3 separate regions of the Homo sapiens genome follow, and regions 1 and 3 are each linked to region 2. A link is an interaction called in ENCODE POLR2A ChIA-PET data of the cell type or tissue named here. Cell type or tissue: GM12878. All regions are shown on one strand. Each heading gives the region's core, and the rest is flanking DNA. Links, peaks and the distances in the headings are about the cores only.

The links. ChIA-PET counts read pairs that join two places held together with the same protein. Peaks named below come from ENCODE experiments on the same cell type or tissue, not always from the same donor. Only the 100,000 strongest peaks of a DNase experiment are listed, where the experiment ranks them.
Region 1: POLR2A ChIA-PET joins it to region 2 with 8 read pairs; 5 of 35 experiments call an interaction of 5 or more read pairs at or near these places.
Region 3: POLR2A ChIA-PET joins it to region 2 with 5 read pairs; 7 of 35 experiments call an interaction of 5 or more read pairs at or near these places.

Annotation. Positions count from the first base shown.
Region 1 is chr12:110,008,361-110,015,241 of GRCh38, reverse strand. ANKRD13A (ankyrin repeat domain 13A) reads right to left here. Exons shown (of 15, transcript NM_033121.2): 2 at 3,105-3,237; 3 at 1,993-2,117. Among named protein-coding and RNA genes, the nearest start is that of ANKRD13A, 12 kb to the right of the region's middle. RefSeq lists enhancers at 3,738-3,927, 4,004-4,298. In GM12878, for the core only: no CTCF peak of the experiment used is centred there; DNase peaks (open chromatin) are centred at 2,944 and 3,718; H3K4me3 peaks cover 3,299 bases; H3K27ac peaks cover 3,925 bases.
Region 2 is chr12:110,075,931-110,082,811 of GRCh38, reverse strand. LOC105369976 (a long non-coding RNA gene) reads left to right here. Exons shown (of 3, transcript XR_945334.2): 3 at 1-115. Among named protein-coding and RNA genes, the nearest start is that of C12orf76, 31 kb to the right of the region's middle. RefSeq lists enhancers at 2,946-3,075, 3,216-3,295 and a cis regulatory region at 2,557-3,387. In GM12878, for the core only: no CTCF peak of the experiment used is centred there; a DNase peak (open chromatin) is centred at 3,141; H3K4me3 peaks cover 351 bases; H3K27ac peaks cover 1,743 bases.
Region 3 is chr12:110,293,374-110,300,254 of GRCh38, reverse strand. It overlaps ATP2A2 (ATPase sarcoplasmic/endoplasmic reticulum Ca2+ transporting 2), which reads right to left. Exons shown (of 20, transcript NM_170665.4): 5 at 3,518-3,656. Among named protein-coding and RNA genes, the nearest start is that of ATP2A2, 16 kb to the right of the region's middle. In GM12878, for the core only: no CTCF peak of the experiment used is centred there; no DNase peak of the experiment used is centred there.

The DNA of each region.
Region 1 (6,881 bases), core at 884-5,883, 67 kb after region 2:
TTAACATAACATTTTTCTCCACTTTCCTCTGAAACATGTAGAATTTGGCTTTCTGAAGTTTTAAACTACCACAGCAGCCCTGTTTAGGATTATTTTCTTACCTACCATTCCTGTAAGTTCCTAAAGATTCAGAAATCTAAAAGTTACCCTTCAAGAAGAGAAATGCGGCCGGGCGCACTGGCTCACGCCTGTAATCCCAGCACTTTGGGAGGCCGAGGCGGGCGGATCACGAGGTCAGGAGATCGAGACCATGGTGAAACCCCATCTCTACTAAAAATACAAAAAAAAAAATTAGCCGGGCGCGGTGGTGGGCGCCTGTAGTCCCAGCTACTCGGGAGGCTGAGGCAGGAGAATGGCGTGAACCCGGGAGGTGGAGCTTGCAGTGAACCAAGATCGCGCCACTGCACTCCAGCCTGGGCTACAGAGCGAGATTCCGTCTCAAAAAAAAAAAAGAAGAGAAATGCTAGAAATTCCAGGTGTTCTTCCTATTCCTACACACTTGCAAGGCTTTGCCATGATTTTTACCAAAGAACAGGGCAGGAGGGCCAAGAATCTACCCTGGAGTAAAATCTGCCAGCATTCCAATGATGAGCAAAGACAACCTCCAAGAAACAGGTGGTAAGAAAGGCTGATGTATGTTATAAGGAGATACTGTTGAAAGACAAGACATCAATGACAGCTTCTGGAGCCACTAAGTACGCAGGTCATTTACAGGCTCTCTATAACTTGAAGCAAAGAATACAATTCAGTGCAGTCCATCACAATGGACCAATATGAGTAAAAAAATTAAAATCCTTGACACTAATTTTTATTTTTATTTTTTATTTTTTGAGATGGAGTCTCGCTCTGTCACCCAGGCTGGAGTGCAGTGGTGCAATCTCGGCTCACTGCAAGCTCCGCCTCCCAGGTTCACAGCATTCTCCTGCCTCAGCCTCCTGAGTAGCTGGGACTACAGGCGCCCGCCACCACACCCGGCTAATTTTTTGTATTTTTAGTAGAGATGGGGTTTCACCGTGTTAGTCAGGATGGTCTCGGTCTCCTGACCTCGTGATCCACCCACCTCAGCCTCCCAAAGTGCTGGCATTATAGGCGTGAGCCACCACACCCAGCTGACTGTCTTATTTATAATAAAGTTGTTCCTTTTCTCGATAGAGCTATTAATTTTTCTCTATAAATGAATCAGGGCAATGGACTAAAGGTCTCGAAATACTAATAGCTGAAGTGACAAGCCTGGCAAGGAGAAGTTACACACAGACCTCTGAGCCTTAACAGAATCTGAAAATCCCTGCATAGTAAGTGATACCTATCACAACTTTCCTAAGATTACAGATGCTCAGGAGGCTACTTTCAAGAAAACAGGCACCTAAACAAATTAACTGTTTGATGTCCATTTTCCTTAAGTTCTAATTTTTACTTTATTATCATTTATTATTATATTATTATATTTATTATTATTTTAGGTCTTGCTCTGTCACCCAGACTGGAGTGCAGGGGTGCGATCACTGCACCCTCACTCAGGGGTGGCTCACTGCAGCCTCAACCTTCTGGGTTCAAGCGATCATCCTACCTCAGCCTCCCAAGTAGCTCAGACTACAGGTATGCACTACCATGCCCTGCTAATTTTTTTTTAGAGACAGAGTCTTGCTTTGTTTGTTGCCCAGGCTGGTCTCAAACTCCTGGGCTTCAGCAAATCCTCCTGCCTCAGCCTCCCAAAGTGGTGGGAATATAGGCATGAGCCACTACACCTGGCTCAATTATAATTTTTAAATAGTACTTAAAAGGGTAAGCCCAGTGACTTAGAAGTGTAATTTGTAAAAGAACTCACATTTCCACAAATTAGAAGGGCAAGGAATAATGTGATTGGTATTGAGTATTTCATATTCACGAATCAGAAAACTCTTTAGGAAGGCACACAAGGATGTCAAACTGTGTCTCCAGTAATTGTATCAGCATTTAGCTCAGATTATGGCCTGGCCACATTTTCATGGATACCTCGAGAATTTTTTGGAGCAGCTCAGGAACTCCCTCAAGGGCCATGGATGTGTTGTGGTAGTCTCGATGTTGGAGAACTGTGTACACCATCTCAGGATCGCCAGTGCTCACAGCCTCATGTAAAACTAGAAAACAAAAGGGTGAAATTTAATTCTCATACTTTCTGACAAATTCCAAAACCAGGCTGAAAAAGTATCTAGATCAAAGACCAGTATTTTCTTCAGAAGAAAAGGGCTGCAGTCCAACCTTACCAGGATGATCATGACTTCTGATTGCTAGCTCTTCACTGAGTAAAAAACATAGAGTACCCTTAGCACCTTGATCAAACCCCGTCCACCTCTCCCGACCCCTATTCTTACCACTGGTTGCGAAATCCTGATAATGTGTTTAGACAGTTGGCTTTAACTATACGATCACACAACATGTAACTGTGGTTATATGTAGACCTGGCAGGCAGGGCTTGGCCTACAGTATCCCTGCTCAGTCAACACAAAATTACTCTGGCCAATGGTAGAAGAGCTTACAAACAAGTGAAGTGACAGGATTTCCCAGGAAGAGGCTACTTTTAGCCACAATTTATTTTTGATTTTTGCCTATTTTGATGGATTCAATGGAGGTAACCATATTCCTCAGGGGAAAACTGGCCTCCACATTCGTGTATGGTGGAAGAAGTTTGCACTGAGAGCTGTTTCTGGATGAGGAGTCATTCTCTACCGAGGGTTTCTGGCCTGGGACGCAACCTGCATCATCCTGGGCTCCCATTTCCTTGTCCCCATCCCTTGTCCCAAGAGAGAAATCTTAAGATAAAGATGACTCCAAGGAAAAGTATGATTGAGACTGGCCTTTATTCAGAAACAGAAACTAAAATGAATGACCTTTTTTTTGAGAAAAGTTCTTGCTCTATTGCCCAGGGTGGAGTGCAGTGACGCAATCACAGTTCACTGCAGTGTCAACCTCCCCGGGCTCAGGTGATCCTACCCCCTCAGCCTCCTGAGTAGCTGGTACTACAGACATGCACCACCGCACCTGGCTAATTTTCATATTTTTTTGTAGAGACAGGGTTTCACCATGGTGCTCAGACGGACTTTAAATTATTGTAAAAGTATACTTACCTGTCCATCCCTGGCGATTTTCTTTTGTCACATCTGCTTTATGTCGGAGTAAGACTCGAGCAGATTCCAAATGTCCCAAGGAAACAGCAAGATGCAATAATGTTCGACCTCGTGGGTCCACAGCCTCCACATTCTGTGAAGGAAACACTGGCATTTACATAATTGGATGTATTACATTAAAATAGGGAAATGTGCTTGACAGATATTTCAAGTACAAAAAATAGAAAACATATTTATGCATTAATTAGAGCAACACATGTAAGAAGGTATGTTTGCATTTGGGCACAGTTAAAATATGAATTTGGGGATTATATATGAAGGTGATAGTTACTGAATTCCTTTTTCTATAAAGTTAAGTGCCTAATAAATAAATGTTGGCAACAGGCTCCAGATCATCCAACACAAGTTTAAGCTCTCAACAGCACTCAAATTAAGTCTAAATAAGGCCAGGAGCTTTCATGAAATGCAATCACCGGACAACACTGAACATGGGGGATTTCTCAAGCACATATCAGCATTCAAGTCTAGAATAGGAAGTATAGGACCTTAATCAAAACTGAAAGCACAGATAATTTGGGTCAGAATAAAATTACATTCTCTAGCTGGATTCCCACCAAAACACCACTCTCATTATTGTGTATTGAGTTCCACGTGCCTTGAAGTAGCACATAAACTCCAGCAGCATCTGTGGGTCCTTCAGACCGCAAGCATGATCTGCCGGGCACGTATGCGGATCTACTCACAAAGAAATAGGCAAGTGCACATGCGTCACTTCCATCCATCCCATCAAGGGTTTTCTTCCCCATGCTAGACATGCACACCTGGCTCTTACCTCTTCGTTCCTATTCTGCCACTCTCGCCCCCCTTTTGGCACCTGCACCGCGTGTCCAGAGCCACGCAGCAATTTCTCTAGTGTGAGCTAAGTCTCAATGCCTGGGCACTGCCTAAAAAATGTGACTCTGAAAGTTCTTCCAAGAATACAACAAACTGCCATGGACTTTTGGAAAGTACAACCTTTTTTTTTTTTTTCTTTTAAACAAGGTCTCACCCTGTCACCCAGGCTGGTATGCAGTGGCGTGATCACAGCTTACTGCAGCCTTGACCTCTTGGACTCAAGTGATCCTCCCATATCAGCCTCCCTAGTAGCTGGGATTAAAGGCATGAGCCACCATGCCCAGCCTGTAAAAACTTTTTAAATGCCATAATACATCTTAGAAAATGTGCTTTATTTTGATTTAAGATGCTAGCTGTTATTCAGGTACTAACTACCCCTGCAGTCTCTGAAGATACGCAGAAAGTGCCACTTAGGAAAGTGAAGCAGGAGCATGGGTAAACCACCACAATCCAATAGCTATCAAACCTCCCTGTTTTGCGAAAACTATGTCATGGCTATTATACAGTGAAGATAACTCTTATTGAGGAATAAGGGACGTGGTTGAAGACATCTGCTAGCTGAACATAAGTCCTCCTGGACCAATCCCAGGCCTCAGTGTTCCCCCGGTGCTAAAATACCTTCCTGTCTCCTGGAGCCCAGTCCACACACCTCCCATGATTCCCTGACTCTTCCCAAGGTTATGACTTGTCCATCGCACCAAAGAGATGGAGAATTCCAAAGGGTAGGATCCAAGTCATATTAATATCTTCTAGATTCTCTTACCTTAGTCTCTAACTTGCATTAAATATTTTTTTAAAAGTAACAAGACGATGAACTTATGAACTATAAATTCAGTTGAAGTTTAGCAGGAAAGAAATAATTAGCAAACTCATTATCTTCCTACACGTCTATTACATAAACTAAGTATTTTCTTACCTAACAAATTCAATCTAAATGAAAGGTGCTAGGTTTAGCATACTACCTGCCACAGGGGAGGTGTGTAAAAATGTTTATCATGGGAAAGGGGAAACTACTTACTACAATTCACACCCCAGAGCAAAACTAAAAGCGCAGAGTAAGGATTAACACTCAAACTCAGCCAGGCGCGGTGGCTCATGCCTGTAATCCCAGCACTTCGGGAGGCCGAGGTGGGTGGATCACCTGAGGTCAGGAGTTCGAGACCAACTTGACCAAAATGGTGAAACCCTATCTCTACTAAAAATACAAAAATTAGCCAGGCGAGGTGGTGAGTGCCTATATTGTCCCAGCTACTCGGGAAGCTGAGGCAGGAGAATCGCTTGAACCTGGGAGGCGGAGGTTGCAGTGAGCTGAGATTGTGCCATTGCATTCCAGCCTGGGTGACAGAGCGAGACTCCGTCTCAAAAACAAAACAAAACAAAACAACAAACAAAAAACACTCAAACTCCTGGGCAACAGTTAGAGATGATGTACAAAATAAAAGCCAAATACATTACGATGTTAACTTTTTTTCTACTTCGGACCACAGAGGAGCACCTATGGATAAGCCACAGAGCAGCACACATTTCTTGGATAATTGTAACTCTTCAGACCTTCCTGCATCTCTCTCATCTGAAGAGGCAGTCGAAAAAAAATGCTGTAATTGTATTATGATGACAGTGTGATTTTAAAACAATAAGTGCATAAAGAGTAGAGGGGGAATGAGTAAAATAGAGAAGAGAAAACAACAGAGAAAATCAACAAAACCAAAAGTTGGTTCTTGGAAAATGTCAACAACATTGACGAACATTTAGTTAGATAGACCAGGGAAAAAAGAGAGAAGACTTAACTTACTAAAATCAGGAATTAAAGATGGAATATTAGCAACTCTACAGAAATAAAAAGGATTATAAAAGAAAACTATGGGCCGGGTGCAGTGGCTCATGCCTGTAATCCCAACACTTTGAGAGGCCGAGGCGGGTGGATCACTAGAGGTCGGGAGTTCGAGACCAGCCTGACCAACATGGAGAAACCCCGTCTCTACTAAAAATACAAAATTAGCCGCGCGTGGTGGCACATGCCTGTAGCCCCAGCTACTCAGGAGGCTGAGGCAGGAGAATTGCTTGAACCCGGAAGGCGGAGGTTGTGGTGAGCCGAGATTGTGCCATTGCACTCCAGCCTGGGCAACAAGAGTAAAACTTCGTCTCAAAAAATAAAATAAAATAAAAGAAGACTATGAACAACTGTATGCCAACAAATTAGACAACTTAGATGAACAAGATAAATCCCTACAGAAATGCAAACTAGCAAAACTGACTCAAAAAGAAACCAAAAATCTGAATAAGTTTATAACAAGAGATTGAATTAGTAATTTTAAAACTGCCCACCAAAAAAAATGCAGGCCCAGATGGGTTTTTTTTCCAGACTGAGTCTCGCTCTGTCGCCCAGGCTGGAGTATAGTGGCACAATCTCAGCTCACTGCAACCTCCACCTCCCAGGTTCAAGTGATTCTTGTGCCTCAGCCTCCTGAGTAGCTGGGATTACAGGTGCCCACCACCACACCTGGCTAATTTATGTACTTTTAGTAAAATTGGGGTTTTGCCATGTTGGCCAGGCTGGTCTTGAACTCCTAACCTCATGTGATCTGCCCACCTCAGCCTCCCAAAGTGCTGGGATTACAGGCACGAGCCACCATGCCTGGACTTCACTGGTGAATGCTATTAAACATTTAAAGAATTAATACCAATGTTTCACAAACTTTTCCAATAAATAGATGAAGAAGGAAAACTTTCCAATTCATTTTATGAACCCACTATTATCCTGATGACAAATGCGTCACAAGAAAAGAAAACCACACACTAATATCTCTTATGATATAGATGCAAAAATCCTCCACGATATACTGGCAAACTAAATTCAGCAACATATAAAAAGGGTATTATACA
Region 2 (6,881 bases), core at 992-5,991:
ATGGCAGTTATCAAGAAAGAAACCACAGTGAACCACGGCTGGAACATTGCACACCCGACAGAGAAGAAAAGCCTTGGCCAGGCACGGTGGCTCACGCCTGTAATCCCAGCACTTTGGGCGGATCACGAGGTCAGGAGATCGAGACCATCCTAGCTAACACGGTGAAACCCCGTCTCTACTAAAAATACAAAAAAATTAGCCAGGCATGGTGGCGGGCGCCTGTAGTCCCAGCTACTTAGGAGGCTGAGGCAGGAGAATGGCGTGAACCTGGGAGGCAGAGCTTGTAGTGAGCCAAGACTGTGCCACTGCACTCCAGCCTGGGCGACAGAGCGAGACTCCATCTCAAGAAAAAAAAGAAAAAAAGAAGAAAAGCCTTGTATCGTGGCTGTAAAGCCCCGCTGGTACGGACATGTTCACAGAGTCTGTGGGAAGAAGTATGGAACACCAGCCAGGTAGAGGAGAGTGAGGTGTCATCATCAGTTGAGTAATTTCAAAGGGTGTCCAGTTATCTTTGTTTGCATTTTCTATCTTTAATGCAAAATGTGTGCAATACAAATAGAATGGTAACTTGCATGTCCCATTTTGTGTAGCTGATTTTGCTCACTTTTGGAGACTCTTGTTGGGGCAGTCCTGGAGAAATAGCTGAGAGAGCAAAACAGCTGAATATTCATTATTTTCTTAAGTGGTCGATAACTGCAAAAGCTCTATGTCATTTCTTAAACAGTTTCTTTCAGTCTCTTTACCTCTAGGTATGCTAGTTTACAAGGACTCTAGATGCCCTGGGAGCTTCAAAATGTTTCACCAATTATCAGAGGAAGGTAAGGCCTGCTGGAAACCAGAGCAAACCAGAATCAGGGACTCCTTGTTATCTTTAGATCATTAACTTATTATTATAATACTAAAATCCCCACCCATAGAAGAAAATTACTATTTTCTGACCATGCATCGTATGAAGACACATGTTTATGGTTTGTGCCTGCGCATCTAAAGTTCCTCCCTGCACAGACTTACAAACCTTTCCACCCCATATCTAACTCTTTAAAATTCTCCAGCTTTCCACAGCTTGGGGAGGAGGAGGTGTTTCTGGAGTGAGAGGTCACTCCTTCTCCTTCTCTGGCCAGAGAATAAATCCAGCTGGCCTTTTTTTTTTTTCCAATTTTGGTGTTCTTTCTTTGCAAGTGATATAAAATAAGGAAAGGACTCAGTTTACCTATGACAGTTCTATCACTTTATATTTTGAAAAGTTACACATCTTTTCAAATCTGTAAAGTTTGAGTACATTTTCCTCTCCCTCGGACCTCCCCTAAATGAGTAGCCAATTGTTTAAAGATCCTATCTGGAGGAATTTATTTCTCCCTTGATTTAAATGTTTTTATCACACACTAAGTTCCTACTTTTTTTTTTTTTTTTTTTTTTTTTTTTTTGCATACAGAGTCTCACTCTGTTGCCCAGGCTGGAGTGCAGTGGCATGAACATGGCTCACTGCAGCCTTGACCTTCCGGGCTCAAGCGATCCTCCCACCTCAGCCTCCCGAGTGGTTGAGACCACAGGCGTGCACCACCACTGGCTGATTTATTTTTATATCTTGTAGAGACAGGGCCTCCCTCTGTTGCCCAGGATGATCTTGAACTCCTGGGCTCAAGCAATCCTGCTGCTTTGGCTGCCCAAAGTGCTGGGATTACAGGTGTGAGCCACCACACCCGGGTTCCACCTATCTTCGTGTTTAATACTTGACTCCATTCTGTTCCAGTAATTTATCTGTCAGGTCCCTTACTAGAGCGGCTTTAATTTCACAGCTTTACCATCGCTCTTAATATCTCCTTGGCCACCGGCTTACTTGTGAAGTGTTCATCCCGTGGCCTCTGGATACTCACTGTCTCCTGGTCTTCCTCTCCTCCCTAGTGCCTCAGCTTAGTCTCCTTGATGTTGGTGTCCTTTAAGGAGCTGTCTTCAGTCCCCCTCCATGTCACTGTACCCTTTCCCTGGGCAGGACCCTGTCTCCACTCTTGCCCTTTCTGCCCATTTTCCAGGGTGCAGCCAGAGTGCTCTGAGTTGCAAATGAGATCATGCCACACCCTTGTTTATAAACCCACTTATTGCTCTCAGGGAAAATTCCAGACAGACTCCTTAACACCAGCACATAACGGCTGGACGAGGTTCAGGTGAATGTAGTTTGTTGGGAGGTGACCCAGGAAGAGGCATGGGGAAGGGAGGCAGGGAAGGGAAGGCAATCGACACAGGAAGCACTAAAGAGCAGGTCACGACCAGGCATGGTGGCTCACGCCTGTAATTCCAGCACTTTGGGAGGCTGAGGTGGTTGGATCACTTGAGGTCAGGAGTTCGTGACCAGCCTGGCCAACATAGTGAAACCTTGTCTCTACTAAAAATACAAAAATTAGCCGGGCGTGGTGGAGGGCGCCTGTAATCCCCACCTACTCGGGGAGGCTGAGGCAGAAGAATCGTTTGAACCCGAGAGGGGAAGGTTGCAGTGAGCCGATGTGGCGCCGCTGCACTGCAACCGGGGCAACAGAGCGAGACTCCATCTCGGGGGTGGGAGCGGAGGGGGGTGGAATTAAAAAAGGAAGGGCAGGTCATCGCTGTGGGCATCTGGGCTCTGTCCCACTAGGGTCCCCTGGAGACTGCCTAGACCTGCCTCAGTGCTGTCCCACCTGAGGGAATTGGGGTATTTAATCAGCAGTCCCCTAGCCTCTATTCTCTGAGAGCTCTCTCTCTTCTTTCTCTCTCTCTCTCTCTCGCTCCTTCCTTTTCTTCTTCCTCCTTTCTCCCTGTCTTCTCCCTTCATGGACGTCAGCGCTTGACGCCATGTTTGTTTGTGGCCCCGCCCACAGCCATAGCTGATTGGACTAGGGATAAATAACTAGGCCAATCATTCCCCTTGAATTCCGGAACTGGATAGTGGATCTGGGCTTGCACTCGAACTGTGGACACCTAACCTTGAAGGCAGTGTTGGACCACGTGCCCTGGGAGAAACAGAGGAATCCATTGTTTACAGAGACTCACAATGGGCGCACAGAGAGACAAACAGAGGCGGGCCCACGCAGTTTCAAACTGAAAGAGCAACTTCAGCTCAGGACAGTTTAGTTTCTGATTCTATTAATAGGTTCTCATGAGGTTGGGCCACATTTCCTGCACTTGAGCTCTGTGAGATAAGTGTTTCCTCAGAAAAACCTCCCTTTTCTGCTGAAGAATGTCACCTGATTTTCTGTAAATTGTAAACACATACACACACATGACTAAGAAATCCACCATTCAATCCCCAATCCCCATTTCTTCACACGTGGCTTCCTACTTCACAAAGAAACAGAGACCACCATTCTCAACATCCCACTTAGTCTATCAAAATCTTTGAATGGCTCAAATGGTTCCATCTTCTCTACATCCTTGCAACACACACACATTTTCCCATGACTCCATTAAAGACCATTCTTACCTCTCTTTCTTTATTTTTTTAGACGGAGTCTCGCTCTGTCACCCAGGCTGGAGTGCAGTGGCGCGATCTCGGCTCAGTGCAACTTTCACCTCCTAGGTTCAAGTGATTCTTCTATCACCCTTCCGAGTAGCTGGGGTTACAGGCGGGCGCCATCACACCCAGCTAATTTTTGTATTTTTAGTAGAGACAGGTTTTGCCATGTTGGCCAGGCTGTTCTTGAACTCCTGATCTCAGGTGATCCACTCGCCTCGGCCTCCCAAAGTGCTGGGATTACAGGCATGAGCCACAGCACCCGGCCTCTTACCTCTTTTTCCTCCTAGCCAAGACTATAGAAGAAATAGTCCATGCCTGTCTCCACTCTCTCCTCTCATTAGTCCTTACTTGCACTGTTTTGTGGGAAAGCGTTTCATTTTGAAGATGTGACTTGAAGTGTCTGTGGGTTATATAGGTTCATAGATTCATAGACTATGCACAGAATTCAGATATGGTCTGGAGATACAGATTTAGCGTTCAGTGATTTAAAAAGTAATGAACGCAGGCCGGGTGCAGTGGCTTACCTGAGGTCGGGAGTTTGAGACCAGCCTGACCAACATGGAGAAACCCTGTCTCTACTAAAAATACAAAAAATTAGCCGGGCATGGTGGCGCATGCCTGTAATCCCAACTACTCGGGAGTCTGAGGCAGGAGAATCGCTTGAACCCGGGAGGCAGAGGTTGCGGTGAGCCTAGATCGCGCCATGGCACTCCAGCCTGGGCAACAAGAGTGAAACTGTCTCAAAAAAAAAAAAAGTAATGAACGCATATGGTAGAAAAAATTCAGATACAAGCAGGGTGATAAATAAATCGTCAAACACCGACTAATTCCCCCAGCCTCAGCTCGCTTCCCAGAGACCACCTTGTATAGCCTTCCAGATGTGCTAGCTTCATGGGCATGGGACCTGTGCAGTCATATAGGGACCCACACTTAGAAGGAATCTGAATTTGTTTAATGCTTTGCTGTCACCATTTTGAAATGTTTAACTTTTAAATAACGGACTTCACATTTTCATTTTGCACTGGGCCTTGCAAATTATATAGTAGATCCTGTTTCCAGTTATATTCCATGCATAATTAAACATATAATATACATATATACCCCCTCCTCCCACCTGCTTCGCATTTAGCATTTGATTATTCTTAAAACAATGTGTGTGGATGAAATTTCCCAGGGAGAAGATGCAATAGTCATTAGCGCTGTTCACCAAATATTTCTGCTTCTGCAGTTTCTGGATACATGGGGGATATATGCGGGAACTGCATTTCCTGGTTCCCTAGTGGTTGGGTAGGACTAAGTGATTAGTTTTGACCAATGAGTAATGAGTAGAAGTGAGTGCATTTCTAGGTCAGAGCTTTTTTTTTTTTTTTTTTTTTTTGGTAACTTTATATTCTTTCCATCACGAGGTCAGAACATTTAATTGCTACTGTGAGACTCTCCATAGTTCTCATTAAAGAGTTCAAGACAGTGGCTGTTCCGTTAGCCTTGATCTCTGAGTGACTACAGAGAGTAGAGCCTTCTGGGAGATCCATGATGGACATGTAGTGTGGGTGAGAATTAAATCATCACTGTTATAAGCCATGAGACTCTGAGAGAGCTTTCTTATTTGAGCATAACCTGTCCTATCCAGATAGGAACATAAAAAGTGCTGAGAGACAATTTGTTGGAACTGAAATTTACAGGGAGAAGAGAGCCAGAGAAAGTTAAGACAAAGGTCGGACGCAGTGGCTCATGCCTGTAATCCCAGTACTTTGGGAGGCTGAGGCAGGAGGATCACTTGAGGCCAGGAGTTTGAGACCAGCCTGGGTAACATAGCAATACCCTATCTCTACAAAATTAAAAAAAAATGGCCAGGCTTGGTGGCATGTGCCTGTGGTCCCAGCTATTCAGGAGGCTGTGGCAGAAGGATCGCTGGAGCCCAGAAGTTTGAGGCGGCAGTGAACTATGATCATGCCACTGCGCTCCAGCCTGGGTGACAGAGCAAGACCCAGTCTCTAAAATAAATAAATTAAATTATTTTTAAAAAAGAAAGATAAGATAAAGAGTCATAGAGGTACAAATGAGAAACCAGGAGAACATGGGACCCAGGAGAGTCATGGAAACCAAGGGAAAAAACTGCTCCAAGAAGCAGAAAGTGGTCAGTGGTGTTGAATGCATCCAAGAGATAAAGTAAAATAAGGACTAAAATATATCAACAAAGTCTGGCTACTGAGAAGTCTTTGGTAACCTCATTGAGAACAGAATCCATGGAGTGGTGGAGGTGGCAATGGTGAAATAGAGGACAAGGGCTGAAGGAGTAGAGAGGGGAGAGCGTGAGGGATCAGTGCAAGAGCTCAGCAGAAAAACAAATAGGCCAGGCGCAGTGGCTCACACCTGTAATCCCAGCACTTTGGTAGGCCGAGGTGGGCGGATCGTTTGAGGCCAGGAGTTTGAGACCAGCCTGGCCAACATGGTGAAACATTGTCTCTACTAAAAACACAAAAATTATCCGGGCATGCTGGTGTGTGCCTGTAATCTCAGCTGCTTGGGAGGCTGGGGTAGGAGAATCTCTTGAACCCAGGAGGCAGAGATGGCAGTAAGCTGAGATCATGCCACTGCACTCCAGCCTGGGCGACAGAATGAGACTCCGTCACAAACAAACAAGCAAAAGAAAGACAAGAAAATAGATGTCTTAGAGTGGTAGCAAGAGCAACACTGAAGTGATTTGCCTATTCTGGACATTTCCTATAAATAGAGTCATAAAAGAAGTATCCTGGTCAGGCATGGTGGCTCACGCCTGTAATTCCAGCACTTTGGGAGGCCGAGGAGGGCAGATCACGAGGTCAAGAGATTGAGACCATCCTGGCCAACATGGTGAAGCCCCGTTTCTACTAAAAATACAGAAATTAGCTGGGTGTGGAGATGCACGCCTGTAGTCCTAGCTACTCAGGAGGCTGAGGGAGGAGAATCACTTGAACCCGGGAGGTGGAGGTTGCAGTGAGCTGAGATTGCGCCACTACACTCCAGCCTGGCGACAGAGTGAGACTCCATCTCAAAAAAAAAAAAAAAAAAAAAGGTGTCCTTTTGCATTTGGCTTATTTCACTTAGTGTAATGTTTTAAAGGCTCATCCATGTTGAAGCATGGGTCAGTGCTTCATTACTTTTTAAGGATGAATAATATTCCCTTTTATGGACAGACACCCTTTTGTGGATTCATTTGTCAGTGGATGGACATTTGACTTGTCTGCCTGTCCGCTGCTATATCCACTATTCCTGGTGCTCTTGGGAATGAATGAATGAATAAGTGAATGAATAAAATGAACAGAGCTGTCCAAGGTCACAGAGCAGGTAAGATGTGAAACCAGGATTGGAAGTCAGGCCATTAGTTCCCTACAGCCAATGTTCTTTTTTTTTTTTT
Region 3 (6,881 bases), core at 1,231-6,230, 220 kb before region 2:
CACTACTCCACTGTAGCCTGGACAAGAGAGCAAGCCCCTGTCTCCAAGTTAAAAAAAAAAAAAAAAAAAAGAGAGAGCGAGAAAGAAGGAAAAGAGGGAGGACAGAAGGAGGGGAGGGGAGGGGAGGGGAGGGGAGGGAAAGGGGGAGGAAGGAAGGAAGGACAGACGGACGGACAGACTGACGGAAGGAGCTGCTTTAGGCCGTGCGTGGTGGCTCACTCCTGTAATCCCAGCACTTTGGGAGGCTGAGGCGGGCGGACCACCTGAGGTCGGGAGTTCGAGATCAGCCTGACCAACATGGAGAAACCCCACATCTACTAAAAATACAAAATTAGCTGGGCATGATGGCGCATGCCTGTAATCCCAGCTACTTGGGAGGCTGAGGCAGGACTGCCTGAGCCCAGGAGTTTGAGAGACAAGCCTGAGCAACATGGCAAGACCCATCTCTACAAAAAAAATACAAAACTTAGCCAGGTACATGGTGGCTCATGCCTGTGATCCCAGTTTTTCAGGAGACTGAGGTGGGAGAATCACTTGAGCCCAGGAGGTCAATGCTGCAGTGAGCCGTGATGGTGCCATTGCACTCCAGCCTGGGCAACAAGAGCGAAACTCCATCTCAAAACAAAACAAAACAAATCTGCTGTTTTGTAACTAAGTCAGAGGCTCACTCTTTGAACTACTCACGATCAGAACTCTGTACCCAATGGAGATTCAGAGTTAATATTCTAGGTTGAGACCTGCCAAAAACTTTTTTAAAAAGAGTGCCCCCAGATGATTGTGATGTGCACTCCTGCTTAAGAGCCACTATTCATGAACTCAAAAATCTTTCCTTCATTATTCTTAATGTTACTGTCCTCATTATCTCTTGCCTAGACTACTAAAATAGCCTCCCTATATCTTCAGCCTTCCCCATTCTGACCTATTTTCTTCATCACCATCAGAATTCCCTAATTCAAATATTTTTTGCTATTAAAAAAAATGTGGGCCAGGCGCAGTGGGCTCACGTCTGTAATCCCAGCATTTTGGGAGGCTGAGGCAGGACTGCCTGAGCCCAGGAGTTTGAGAGACCAGCCTGGGCAACAGGGCAAGACCCATCTCTACAAAAAAATACAAAACTTAGCTAGGAGCTTGGTTGCTCATGCCTGTGATCCCAGTTATTCAGGAGGCTGAGGTGGGAGAATCACTTGAGCCCAGGAGGTCAACGCTGCAGTGAGCCGTGATGGTGCCACTGCACTCCAGCCTGGGTGACAGATTGAGACCCTGTCTTCCCCTCATCAAAAAAAGTGATAACTGGTAAATTCTGAATAAGATCTTACATACTATTGCATCAATTTCCTAATTCTGATAATCATACTGAGGTTATATAAGAGAACATCCTTGATACTATAAAACAAATGTTATTTAGGAGTTAAAGGGGCATCATGCCTGCAATATACCCTTCAACAGTTCATACAAAAATGTGTGTATACAGAGTGAAAAAATAATACATCTGTGATAGTATAACATTTGTGTCAAAACAGAAAATTTGTTTTTTTGAGATGGAGTCTGGGGCTCTGTCGCCCAGGCTGCAGTGAAATGGCACGACCTCGGCTCACTGCAACCTCTGCCTCCTGGGTTTAAGAGATTCTCCTGCCTCAGCCTCCCGAGGAGCTCGGACTACAGGTGGGAGCCACCATGCCCAGCTGATTTCTGTATTTTCAGTAGAGACAGGGTTTCACCATTTTGGCCAGGATAGTTTCGATCTCTTGACCTCATGATCTGCCCACCTCAGCCTCCCAAAGTGCTGGGATTACAGGCATGAGCCACCACGCCTGGCCAAAACAGGAAGTTTTAAAAAATCCAATAGCCAAGACATTTCATTCTGAGTTGTACTCTTCTTAACACTATACTTAAGGAAGCTGTTAAATCATTTACACACACCATTTACACACAAACACTACACAGTCCCAAATAATTGGCTTACTGGCATATATGTAACACTATCCTTTTTTTCTGGAGGAACAACAAAAATTTCTGGATGAGAGAATAGGACAAGGCAATTTCCTTTCAGAGGCCAAAGTTGTAGAGCATGGGTTAAGGAATGCAGCTCTTTCAATTCATTAAAATGAGTAAGACAATAAAGACAAAGCACACCCTTCCCAAGTCAATATAAAAGCATATTACTATGAGATAATTCACAAATAGCAACAAAGTAAATAGTATACTTAACTCAGAAGGGTATGAAAAGCCAGATAATCTGAATAACAGTATGCAATGACTCTCTAAGTGAAATAGCCAAAACAAACAACCCACCTAGACTATCCTGGTTGGTCCCAGGGGTGTTGTGATTTTGGACTGTCAGAAATATGGCTGCTGGGCACACCTGTAATCCCAGCACTTTGGGACGCTAAGGCAGGATCACTTGAGCTCAGGAGTTTGAGACTAGCCTGAGCAACATGGCAAAACTCCCTCTCTACAAAAAATATAAAAATTAGGCGAGTGTAGTGGCATGCATCTGTGGTACCAGCTATTTGGGGGGCAAAGTGGGAGGATCGCTTGAGCTTGGGAGGTGGAGGTTGCAGTGAGCTGAGATCATGCCACTGCACTCCAGCCCGGGTAACAGAGTGAGACTCCCATCTCAAAAAACAAAACAAAACAAAACAAAAAAACAGCACTAATCTACAGCAGTGAGGATACTGACCCTTGGAGGTCTGTGGAGCATTCTGGACTCACAGTGGATTCATGGACTCTTTGAAGCTATCTCTGGAATTCAGGCAGAGACTCCTGGCTCAGTGTAACACATAAGTATTTTTAAGCATACTGTTTTTTTTTTTTTTTTTTGAGATGAAGTCTCACTCTGTCATCAAGATGGAGTGCAGTGGTGCGATCTCAGCTCACTGCAACCTCCGCCTCCCAGGTTCAAGCGATTCTTCCTGCTGCAGCCTCACAAGTGGCTGGGACTACAGGCACACACCATCATGCCCGGCTAATTTTTGCATTTTTAGTAGAGATGAGGTTTCATGTTGGCCAGGGTGGTCTCAATCTCTTGACCTCGTGATCTGCCTGCCTCGGCATCCCAAAGTGCTGGGATTACAGGCGTGAGCTACCAAGCCTGGCCAAGCATAGCTTTCAGAGTCAAGAAATTACCCTTGACCATGAACTTTGGTGCCAAGAAACAAAACAGGAAAAACTGTGTCGTCATTAGCCAGTATTCTAACAAATTGTTCACTATAACTAACTGTCAAATCAACATTAGGTTTTACCTCTCTAGCACTTGTGTTCTACAATGTATTTAAACAAGTAGAATTCAAAATACCTTGTTTAAAAACAAAAACCAAAAGCCTTATCAATGACAGGAAGGGAGGTGCTAAAACATTTCAAAATAATTTTAGAGAATGTAGGATTTGTATGAATGGCAATAAAATGTGTTAATTGATACATGAAAACAATTATTTTAAATATAATTATGAGCCTTGAGAAAAGGACTACATTCAGAAATACTATCTAGAATAAAAGAAAAATGACAAACTCAACTCACCAGCAATTTCTACAATATCACCAGGAACTATGTCTTTAGCTTTAATCCGCTGCACACTCTTTCTGTCCTGTCGATACACTTTGCCCATTTCAGGCTCATATTCCTTAAGGGCTTCGATGGCATTTTCAGCATTTCTTTCCTGTATAAAAGAAAACAGAAGAGTAGTAAAGACCTGCCTGACACTGCAATTATTTCTAACCCAAGGAATAAAATGTTAGAGGTCTAATCTTTAAAAAGAAAGGAAGCCCACCAGTAACATTTGTACTAAACAATTCACATCTAAGGCAACAGACACAAGGACATTTATTAATTTGTATTAAAAACGAAACGTTAAGTACCCTCAATTAAGCTAAGGGGATAAAACAATGAGGAAAAGCAATTACAGACTCTGCTGTCCCTAAGACTGTAAAACACAGCTTTCACCTTTAGCCAAATCCCCCTGCCATTTAAAATCAATTCTGTCTCATGAGAGGCAGTACAGCTTAATAGTCTGGGCTCAGGAGGCTGAGGCAGAAGAATCGCTTGAACCCGAGAGGCGGAGGCTGCAGTGAGACGAGATCCTGCCACTGCACTCCAGCCTGGGCAACAGAAAGAGACTATGTCAAAAAAACAAAACAAAACAAAACAAAAAAAACCCCAACCCAACCCAACTCTGGGCTAAGCTGCCCAGGTTCAATACAGGCTCTTAACAGCTATGTCACTGTAGAGAGGTTACACAACACACAAGTTTACTGTCTATAAAATGACAACACTAACAGTTCCTACCTCAAGGTTTGTGAGGATAAGAAGTCATATGTAACATGCTTAGATTGTGTTTGGGCACACAGTAAATGCTATGAGTGATGAGTATCTCTCACAAATTCTAAGAACTATCCCTCCAGTTGTAAAGACCAATGAATGGCTGGACTCTCATCATAGCACTGCCAGTCCCAAGCTATATATTTCTCATGACATCATATATGAACTATCAACCGTTAGAAGTCACAGTAATTTTCTTCCCGATTTCAGAATGGAAGTTGTAGAATCAAACCAGCCTAAAGAGAATCAAATGACACAAAGATGAAAGCTGGTAACACGTGTACCTCAGTTTTGATGTATATACCCCAGAAAAAGTATAAAAAAACCTTAATTGGGAAATTCATGATAAAGTTAATTTCAATCTCATATCAGACATTCTTACCCTTCAAGATCATGTTGGGTGGAATTTAACTGGACTGCTCAAGGTTAAACAAATATCCCATGAGCACTGTATTTTGCATGTGCTTAAATTATCAGCTGAGCACAGTAGCTCATGCCTGTAATCCCAGCACTTTTGGGAGGCTGAGGTAAGAGGACTGCTTGAGCCCAAGAGTTCCAGACCAACCTGGGCTGAACATAACGAGACAGTGTCTCTACGAAAAATGCAAAAATTATCCTGACATGGTGCCATACACCTGCAGTCTCAGCTGCTCAGGAGGCTGAGGTGGGAGGATCACTAAGCCTGCGAGGCAGAGATTGGAGTGAGCTGTGATTATGACACTGCACTCCAGCCTGGGCAAGAGTGAAGCTGTCTTGGGGGAAAAAAAAGATAAATTATCTCTGACCCTGAGAACAAAGATGACAATTACAATCAATGAAAAGGCTGGGCATGGTGGCTCACACCTGTAATCCCGGCACTTTGGGAGGCTGAGGTGGGCGGATCGCCTGAGGTTGGGAGTGCGAGACCAGCCTGGCCAACATGGTGAAACTGTCTCTACTAAAAATACAAAAAATTAACCAGGCGTGGTGGTGCACGCCTGTAATCCCAGCTACTTGGGAGACTGAGGTGGGAGAATCTCTTGAGTCCGGGAGGTGGAGGCTGCAGTGGGCCAAGATCGTGCCACTGCACTCCAGCCTGGTTGACAGAGCGAGACTCCGTCTTAAAAAAAATAAAGCCCTCCTTGATGACACTGGTCAGAAATAAAAGACTATGCCCCTCATACTACCTTATACTGTCATTATAATTTTCCTTACTTTCAGAAGGCCACAACCCTCTATTGCTGCTCATACCATTCAGTATACTAAAGACTTAAGAATGTTCTTTTTTTAAAAACTCGAATCTTTTTTTTCTGAGACGAAGTCTAGCTCTGTCGCCCAGGCTCGAGTGCAGTGGCATCATCTCGGCTCACTGCAAACTCCGCCCCCTAGGTTCAAGCCCTGCCTCAGCCTCCCAAGTAGCTGGGGGCGCATGCTACCATACCCAGCTAACTTTCTGTATTTTTAGTAGCGACGGGGACTTGCCATGTTGGCCAGGCTGGTCTCGACCTCCTGACCTTAACTGATCCACCCGCCTCAGCTTCCCAAACTGCTGATACTACAGGCATGAGCTACCATGCCCTGACCAAATATAATTTTTTTGAGAAAAACATAAGAAGAAGGCCAGGCACAGTGGCTCACACTTGTAATCCCGGCACTTTGGGAGGCCGAGGCAGGCGGATCACAAGGTCAGGAGATCGAGACCATCCTGGCTAACACGGTGAAACCCCGTCTCTATTAAAAGTACAAAAAATTAGCTGGGCGTGGTGGTGGGCACCTGTAATCCCAGCTATTCGGGAGGCTGAGACAGGAGAATGGCGTGAGCCCGGGAGGCGGAGCTTGCAGTGAGCCAAGATCATGCCACTGCACTCCAGCCTGGGTGACAGAGTGAGACTCTGTCTCAAAAAAACAAAAAAAACAACAGCCAGGCATGGTGACAGTCACCTATAATCCCAGCTACTCGGGAAGCTGAGGCAGGAGAATTGTTCAAACCCACAAGACGGAGGTTGCAGTGAGCCAAAATCACACCACTGCACTCCAGCCTGGGCAACAGAGCAAGACTCCATCTAAAAAAAAAAAAAAAAAAAAAAAAATATATACACACACACACACACACACACACACACACACACACACATATATATGGCACAATTACAAATCTCTAAGTAGGCCATCTTTCTATGAACCTACCACATAAAGATCGTTAACATTTATTGGTAAAGATTAGAAGTTTACAATTTCAACAGGACTAAGTATGTTTATAAGATGTGTCGGGCGTGGTGGCTCACGCATGTAATCCTAGCACTTTGGGAGGCCAAGGCAGGGGGAATCATCTGAGGTCAGGAGTTTGAGACCAGCCTGACCAACAAAATGAAACCCCATCTCTATTAAAAGTAAGTAAGTTAGCTGGGCATGGTGGCACGTGCCTGTAATCCCAGCTACCCGGGAGGGTGAGACAGGAGAATTGCTTGATCCCGGGAAGTGGAGGTTGCAGTGAGCCAAGACTGCACCATTGCACTCCAGCCTGGGCAACAAGAGTGAAAGTCGGTCAAAACAAACAAACAAACAAACAAACAAAAAAAAAAAAAAA